2 separate regions of the Mus musculus genome follow, and region 1 is linked to region 2. Evidence: chromatin loops called from intact Hi-C (ENCODE). Cell type or tissue: left cerebral cortex. All regions are shown on one strand. Each heading gives the region's core, and the rest is flanking DNA. Links, peaks and the distances in the headings are about the cores only.

Region 1 (4,386 bases), core at 194-4,193, 350 kb after region 2:
CAGAGACAGGAAAACTAAGTATGAGAAATTCAGTCGGTAGGAATGAGAGATGAGAATGGTAGCTCACCCTGGTCTACAACTGCGCTGAAAGTGAGCATCGAGGAGCCAGAAGCTTGGGGCTGCCTCTTCAGAAGTCCACAGGCAGCTGGAGGGCTGAAGGTGACTCTGTGGATTGTGACAGCAGGAGCCCTCAAGCTGGGACCTCACGTGTCACACACATCTCCATTTGCTTTGACAACTGCTGCCTATTCCAGACACACCAGTCCCTGCTTTTTGGTGGGCATGATCTCAGAGCCCAACATCCCCACACCCTTGGGGTCCATGCCCCATGTTTCCCTCTCCCTGGTCCACCCACCTTGTGCTATCTTACTTCCCTCAAAAGAGCATCCCGACCTCGTTCTGGTGTGTCTCAGAAGCCAGGCTCATTCTCAAAGTACTTTGAACTTTATACCTGAAACTTGAACCAAGGTAAGAATCATGGTGGTTTGGGTAGCCAAGAGCAGGCTGGTTATCTGTGACAACTGTGCACCATTACTGCATCTGATCTGGGCCTGCTGTGCTAGCTAAGAGCCCTCAACCCTGAATGCCTCAGCCTCACTCACTGGCCTGTGTTGGGCACGCCGGGGAGAGAAGAGACCTCATTCTGGCATTGGGATTGGGAAGGCTGTAAGGGGCAGAGGACGAACAGATCCTTCTGCTGACTGATTGCTCTTCATCTGGTGTTGTGCTAGCTGAATCCTTTACCAGCATCAATCCATCTGATCGTCCCATGGCCCCTCCTGGCCCCTTTGGGATTTGGGTTACTGTCCTCATTGGTAGGATGGATAGTACGGCTTCAGGGCAGTTAAGCACCTTTTACTAAAGACAGTAGTGCCTAAAGAGCCTGGGTGACTCTCTAGCCATCTCTGGAGATGTTAGTAAGGAGACATCTGTAAATTAGGTGATTGGGACTGTGTTTATGACACTGATGTTGAGGGGGATAGAGCATCCTGTCTGTGGAAAGGAAAGAGATTAGGAACCCATTAAATACCATTTTATAAATCTACTGCGGGTAAGCTTGTAAGGCTCTTAGTGCATCAGCCCTCACACCACCAGCTCCCCCTCTCGAGTGCCACGCTCTGGCCACACCAAAAGCTTCCCCCTTCTCTCGAGTGCCACACTCTGGCCACAGACAATGCTTCTTAGAGTCTTTTCCTCAGTATCTCTCATCTCTGCAAAGGTGAGTGAATGTGGGGTCACTGGGAGATCTGGCCAGTCCAGTGAGCCTGCTACAGACACACGGTTGGTGAGTGACAGCAGCCAGCACTCTGTCCTCAGCCCCAGGCCCTTCCTGCCTTGGCTGCCCTCTCAGGTAGAAAAGGCCCAGGCATTTCCCCATTGCTACTGTACGAAGCAGGACTGTCTTCCCCCATCATTTTTGGTGGACTGTGCCTTGACATTTCCCCGGGGTTTCACATACCTCGTGCATCATTATGCTGCCTCCTAAAGCTATGTGACATTCCATGTAGATTTTCTGTTACTTATCAAGTTCACAGCTCTCCTATTATAAATAATGCTGATTTGACCTCCCCAGTTTATGAGTATTGGACCAAATTTCTGTTCATTTTCCTCAGGTGGATTCCTATGAAACCCACGGAGCCTGTGAGCCAAGGCTCTTGAGAAGCGCAGTCCAGTCAGGTTTACCAGAAGACGCCACGCCATCATCACAAGGCCTTTCACGTGTACAGCGACAGTCAATCCTGCACTAACTTGGCCGTTCTGAGTGTTATTATTATTTTAGTATGTATAATCAACTACTAATTAGGCCATAGGAATCTCACTATTTTATTAGTTGTTACTTTATCAATGGCTTCTTTATATGTTTTTTTCTCTTGCATATTGATAAGCTAGCTTATCTTCATTGATGTTCATGAGCTTTTCCTACCATAGAACAACCATCTTCTTTGTCTGTAGTGTTCCCTGGCTTCCCTGCTTGCTCTGGCTGTCTTTTTGCTCTTTTGATTAGTAAGAGTTGGCTTCTAGAGCCAGGCTGCATGTCTCCTACAGTTCTCCAAGCCAAATGCTTCCTGTTACCCGCAATGGGTGGCAAGCGGTTGCAGTCAGACTGAATCATTTAATAGTCTTATGTTAGCACATGGTGTGGTGGTGTGAAAAACAGCAGAGAGGAAGCACACCATGCGGGGCTCTGCTAAGGTATGCAGAGGCAGGAAATGAGTCACGGATGACTTTCCAGGCTTCCAGCTTTCCGACAGAGCACACAGACAGGTCCCCGAGTGTTAGGCTGCTCAGTAAGGAGGGCAAGAGGGTGGGGGCTCAGGGTGAGGCTGGCAAAGCAAAGGCCGGAGGCACCCTGAGCTCAGTCCCTCACACTGGTAACTGCACATCTCTCATGCTGTCTGCACAGGGCTTGTGCAAGATGGGCCATCAGCGGGATGTCCACTTTCCCCACACCCACTGACTCTGTAGTTTAGTGTAGTTGCTTTCTTCGATTAATTAACTGGGCCTCAGTTTTATCACCTATAAAGCAAGCATGAGGCTGTGACGAGAAAATAAGGTTGCTCTCATGTTATATATGAAGAAACAGGCACAAGAGACAGGGATTTTTATGAGTGTATCACAGCCAGTCACTCTGGTTAGCTCAGAAGCCAGTGAGTGTGGGAATGAAACTGGATACGGTCCGTGGGGGCTGCCAAGACGACGCAGAACGGAGAGTGCTTGCCCATAAGCTTGAAGACCCCTCAGACCCCACATAGAGGTGGAAGGGGAGGACCAGGTCCGCACAGCTGCCCTCCGACCTCCCACGTGCTCAATGGCCCCATCCCCTTACATCACACACACATGCAATAATAAATTTGAAAAAAAGAACATAAGAAAATGGCTTGTGCATTTTGATAAAAAAGTATTGCTATATTCAGTATCTTAAGACTGAAAAACCAAACCAAACCAAACCACCAGCAGCAGCAGCAGCAGCAGCAAGAAAACCCACTAGCATGCAGGACTAGAATTTAAAGCCCAGCCATTGGCCTGGCTTCTTCTCATTCAGATGTCTAACAACTCATTTGACGTCCACGGTGAGCAGTACCCGCACTGAGCCAAGTAAGAATCTTGACAAAAGTCTGCTGGAAAGTTTGTTGCATTTGCCCACCCCAATAGTGCACTTAAGGCTGGCATATGACACTATCAATGGCCTTTCCCTGCCGTGTGTGTTGGGTGTGGTGGCTTCTCAGATGCGATCTGAGCACTGGCAATGGGCAGGAGCCACCTGTGTGTGAGGAGAGGATGGGACGGAGGACAGGAGTGAGGAGGGGGTTGTGGCTTGGCTCCTGGACTTGATGAACAGTGGCCTGGAGGTGGGAAGGGGTGTGGTTTCTCTGAATGGCGCTGGTGAGAATCACTGTCACAAGAGGCCCTCAACACAACTCTTGAAGTAAGAAGCCCATGCAAAGTGCATGGGGACAAAGGATGAGCCTGCGTTGTTAACCACACCCCTGCCCCTGGCTCACACCCTCTGCAGAGGGCTTTCATGGCCATGTGGTCTTGTGGATGGAAGCGGTTTGGGAGGATGTTCTGGCAGTTGCCCTTTTGGCTCGATTTAGATGCTTCTGTTGGGCAGCGGGTACTTAGGCATCAAGTGAGTGGGATCAGGCAGCTTTAGCAGTGCCAAGCCTTGCCCAGAGATAAGATGGCAGGTCTTCGTGGTCCTCACCCCACTCCCACAGGTGGTAATACCCAGGCAGAAGCTGACTTTCCAGTTCTTCACACACTCTCAAGGGCCACAGACCAAGCAGGAACTCCCCTAACCTGCGTTCTCCCATCGACGTCACTTAGGGAAGATCATGTTTAATGATGCTTAAAGTATCCTTTGGGCCCCATGATCTCTGCTTAACTACACTCTAAACAGAAATATACATTCTAATCAAAAAAAATTAAATACATTCAGTGCATACTTTTGTTCTTTCCCAAGGTAAGATGATTCTCCCTGGAAATTCGAGAGCATCAGTCTGATATTGTTTGACATCTGTCTGACCCATCTCTACCCATTTTAAAAGCTCAGTAAAGTGATAAAATTCCTGATCATGCATAGTCATCTCCTCTCTTCAGCACACCTGGAGTCTTCCAGGCAGACGTGGTTGGAGGGCTGCACATGCTGCAAGCCCTAGGGGATGGCCTGGAGGGGGGAGGAGGGCAGGAGACAGGTCCTAATTCTGAGATCCTTGCATACTGTTGCACTTAGCCTTCATCCTATGGTTTGTGTAGGGTGGCCCTGGTGAGTTTTAGAACTAAGTATGTGTGAGCAAAAACTGGAGGGCAATTCTGGTTCCCAGAGTGGAGCGGCCTTCTCTGTTTGTGTCTTATATATAAAGCAACTGAGGCAGAGGGGATACA
Region 2 (4,326 bases), core at 327-4,326:
TGGTGCCACTGAGAACTAACCACACTTACCTGGTACTTAATTTTAATTAAATTCATGGCAGTGACACTGAGGCTGGTAGTTTTGGTGTTGGTCAACACAGTTGTAGCAAACAGTGGGCATTTATTATTATTGTCCTTATTATTAATTATTTTAAACAAAGATGGGGGCATGGCTCAAGACTTAAGACTATTTACTGCTCTTGTAGAAGACCTGAGTCTGGTTCCCAGCACCCATGTTGAGCCTGAAAACAACCTGTCACTTTCTAGCTCCAGGGGATTTGATGTTCTCTCTGACCTTCATGGACTGGGACACACACAAAAATAAAAATAAAATTAATAACCCCTCAAAACCAAACCAAACCCCAAAGGTCTAATTTCACCATATCTATATTTATTATATATTATGTAAATATTTATATATTTATCATATATTGAAGGCTAGAGTGAAGAAGGGGTATGTAATATTCTTGAAGCCATAACTATTTTCGAAAGAGTCCTTTATTCCACATTTAGAGAACTTTAGACCAGTCTTTCCTTTTCTGTTAAAAGTAGATTTTAACTAACTCCCTAGGATTAAGTAGAATAACCAAGTGTTTTCCCAACAAAAAAATATTTGGAATAGACTTAGCTAGTGTCTTAAATGAAACTTAACTATTCTTCAACCACCCAAAGTGGTCCCCAAAGAAAAGCACTGAATTGACAGAGAAAAATATTCCCACTCACTTATGAAATAGGACAACGGAGGGGGGTTTTATGTTTTCAGCATCAATGGGAGTCTTCAGCTAAGTCTTCTCATTAACATCCACTTCCTGGAGATTTTTGCCTTGGTGTGAAAATATGGAAATCTGCTTCTGTACGCAGAGACACTGATTGGAAGACTCAATTCCATCTCCCACAGTAGTTCCACCCTGTAGACTTCTGACTATCGCTAGAGAAAGAACTTAAGTAGCCCTTGGATCGAACCATCTGTCGCAAAAAAAATGTGACATATGCTTTCTTTGTTTACTCAACGACGGAGTGTAAACTGATACACTGAACTGGAAATCTGTGTAAGTCTGGTGTGATTGAATGTGACACCGGGGGAGGGGTTCCTGGCGAAGGCTTCAGACACTTCATACCTGCCCCTGAGGAACACGTGCAAGGCAAAGGAGGAGCTAGCACTGGCGGGATGTCCCCTGGGTTCAGGTTGCTCACAGAGGCACAGACTCTTTGAGGACTCCAAACAATGCTACAGCCGCCACAGCTGAAGGGCACGCCTGGCTGATGTGTACTTGAATGGAGGGCTACCCATCCCTCCTCCTCTTCTCCCGGCCCTTACGCCTTAAACTAAAGCCTTTGCCCTTTTCAATTAACACTCTGGATCAAAAAAAGAGCGTCTCTTTTTTTGTTCTCCTTGGCGGCCCATTGTCTGTGGTGATGGGTTTGCAGATTTGACAGCTGGGCTCATAGATTCGATTCAAACTCTGTTTTCCTGAGAGATGATGAACTTGGACATAGAAAAGATCTCTGACACAAGCCCCAAGCAGCGAGCTGGTCGGTCAAACACTACTACGGACATACTCTAGACAGATCTCTGGACCCCTAAAGGACAGCGGGTGTCACGGAGAGCGGGGTTCAGCAGCATCGCTGGAGCGATCCTTGAAGTTGGGGTGAAGGGCTGTGGATGTGTTCTGTTTATAAAATGTTTTTGAAAAAAAATTTACTCTTGAAACAGTAAAGATGGAAATCATCTTATAAAATTACCTAAAGCTGGGTCTGATCAGACTTCAGTGCAGTGGGCTGGGGTGGACTTTGCTTTGTCTCGCTGTCATACCAGGAGGAGAGAGGTGCATGAGCTCGCACAAGCATTTTATCAATGGGTGGGTGCATCCCGGATCGCCGCTCAGGGCTTAGGTCTGAGTGAGTCTGAATCTTGCCAAGTCTTGAGTCACAGCCGCGAATGACGTGGAGAAAAAAAAACAACTTTGTGTTCAAAAGGGTCTGGATGGGTTGCTGTGTTGCACTAAAGAAAGAGCCCTTGTGCACTGAAGGGGGTGGGGGTGCGCAGTCTCCGCGACGGCGGCGGCGTAGCGCTGCGGGTCCTGAGCCTGCTTGCCTGTTGGCCTTGGGTCCCACCGCCAGCCAGCCTGTAAGTCTGCTGTGGCGGACGGAGGAACTGCGCTTCACAGAAGAGCCGGCCCTGCGCTGCCCGGAGGCAGGAGCAGAAGCAGCCTGAGGGGCCTTTAGCCAAAACCAATCTGGGCATGCTATCCTCCCACCGCTTCCAATAACCGCTGACATCCCTACCGGGCATCGAGCCGGGGCGGGGAGGTCTGCTCGGAAATCGTCCTGGCCAACTCTGTCCTCCGAGCTGTAGCAGATTGTGGCATCGTTTTTTTACCTAGCACAGAGAAAGTGAGGCCGGAAAGAGAAAGAGGAGGCGGGGACACCCCAAAGAATAAATAAACAAACACTGGCTACTCGCTGCAGCTGGACACCGGTCAATTGGGTTCAGGTTCGTGGCATTTAGAGTTTTCTCATTCCACTTGAGAACCCATCGCCACCTCCCCTCCAGCCATCCCTTTCCATTTTGCTGGCGTCCTCCAACTTTGGGGCCAGGGGGGCGCTAGTGGTGCGGGGCTGCACCTGCTGGGGTGTGCAGATGCTGTGGACTAGCTCGCTCTCACGGGGCAGTGGTGTGGATGCACAGGAGTTCGGGCGCTAGGCAAGTGCGTGTGAAGCACTGAAGTCTAGGAAGGAGCCCAGGATGAGCGGCAGGTAGGAGTAGGGGCGGAGAAGCCAGGTTTCAGTACCAGGCGGGATGCGGGATGTCAGTTTCCTCTTGCCGGACTGCCTGGGAAGAGAGGCTCGTCCAGGGGAGGGGATGACGGTGACTGGGGTAGCGATCGGTGGCCGGGGACAGAAGAGCTAGAACGCTAGTGATCGAGCCAGCAAGTGAGTGGTCGGGCGAGAGCCAGGGAGGGCGGCCAACTTCCCGGAGCCGGAGCAGGGTCTTGGTCCAGCGGGGTTGGCTAAGAAGCCTTCGCCACCGAGGCTCCGACTCCGGGCAGCGCCAGCTAGCTTCCGGCGCTTGCTCTGAAAGTAATGGTTATTTATTTGCTTGCGTTCAGCCTCTTGGGTTGTGCGCGATATCCTCCAGCTTTGAACGTTGGGAGCCCTAGCGGACCTTACCAGCTCCAGAACCCGGGTTCCGGAGCTTCCTCGTGCCCGTAATAGATGAATTCGCACCTCCTGCTCTCGGACCCGAGTGGGGGTAGCGTTGAGAAGTCCCCCGAGGCGGGAGCGGGGGAGGGGAGAGGGGCGGGAGCTGGAGGCTTCAGCACTCTGGGCTCTCATTTCAAAGCGCGCTCTTCCTTCCAGGTTGGGTCGGAACTGAACCCCTAAAAGCGGGTCCGCCTCCCGCCCTCGCGCCCGCTCGGAGCTGAGTCCCTGGCGGCGGTGGGCGGCAGAGCAACGGGGAGTCTGCTCTCACCCTGGATGGAGCTTAACTTTGAGTGGCCAGAGGAGCGCAGTCGCCCGGGGATCTCTGCACGCTGAGCTCTCTCCGCGAGATCCGGTGGCGGCTTTGGATTTTGGGGGGGCGGGGACCAGCTGCGCGGCGGCACCATGTTCCTAGCCACTCTGTACTTCGTGCTGCCACTCCTGGGTAAGTCGAGACCGCTGCTGGCTTTCTCATCCAGAGTCTTTCATTGGGGGGTCCCTTGCGGCAGCCACTCCAGAATTGCGGGTGGGTGCCTTGAGTGTGGGTGGAAGAAGTTTCGCTAGGGGGTGAAGAGGTTCAAGAATCTCTGGGATTGGGAAGCAGTGCTGGCGCGTCTTTGAGCGGTTGATTTTATTTTGCCGTGTTTAAAGGGGGTGAGAAACAAAACAAAACAAAAACTAATAACCCAGCCTGGTGGAAAATTGAGGGGTCGTAGGCTTCCATCCCAGGGCGTTACTCCCCTTTGGAAGTCGGAGCTCCCTGAGACGCTCCGGCAGGTGGAGTGTGGTCAAATACCGCTGGGGTCGGAAGAGAGCAAACTTGGAATGGAAAACTTTTAAGGGAAAAACGTCTCTGCGCACCCGCGGGGCAGACTGTGGCACTCGTCTGCCTTTCGTTCAGAGCGCTAAGGGTGCCAAGCACCCAGCCTCGCTGTTCAGCTCAGTGCCCTTTTGCCCGCTGCTGGCCAGGAGACACTGCAGCCTCGGGTGCCTGGGGAGGCGGGGCAGCCAGCGGGTCAGGAGTGCTTGCTTCTGCTTTGGGACGCTGGGGCTGCGCGGGATCCCCGGCAAATCCCGCTAAGGCAGCCAGTGGAACCTTCCTTGTTGAGCCGGGGAGGGGCGTGAT

Evidence for each region. Peaks named below come from ENCODE experiments on the same cell type or tissue, not always from the same donor. Only the 100,000 strongest peaks of a DNase experiment are listed, where the experiment ranks them.
Region 1: it touches region 2 in a loop (2.2-fold over the local background); 4 of 42 quality-filtered maps call a loop at or near these places.

Annotation. Positions count from the first base shown.
Region 1 is chr19:58,102,573-58,106,958 of GRCm38, reverse strand. The region is part of intron 28 of Atrnl1 (attractin like 1); the gene reads right to left. Among named protein-coding and RNA genes, the nearest start is that of Gm50287, 4.9 kb to the right of the region's middle. In left cerebral cortex, for the core only: no CTCF peak of the experiment used is centred there; a DNase peak (open chromatin) is centred at 2,147.
Region 2 is chr19:58,453,628-58,457,953 of GRCm38, reverse strand. Gfra1 (glial cell line derived neurotrophic factor family receptor alpha 1) reads left to right here and starts at 2,556. Exons shown (of 11, transcript NM_010279.3): 1 at 2,556-2,756; 2 at 3,360-3,645. The coding sequence starts at 3,606. It overlaps Gm41876 (a long non-coding RNA gene), which reads right to left and starts at 1,805. Exons shown (of 3, transcript XR_877966.1): 1 at 1,743-1,805. In left cerebral cortex, for the core only: CTCF peaks have their summits at 2,136 and 3,423; DNase peaks (open chromatin) are centred at 2,593, 2,885, 3,443, 4,319 and 2 more places; H3K4me3 peaks cover 2,914 bases; H3K27ac peaks cover 2,118 bases.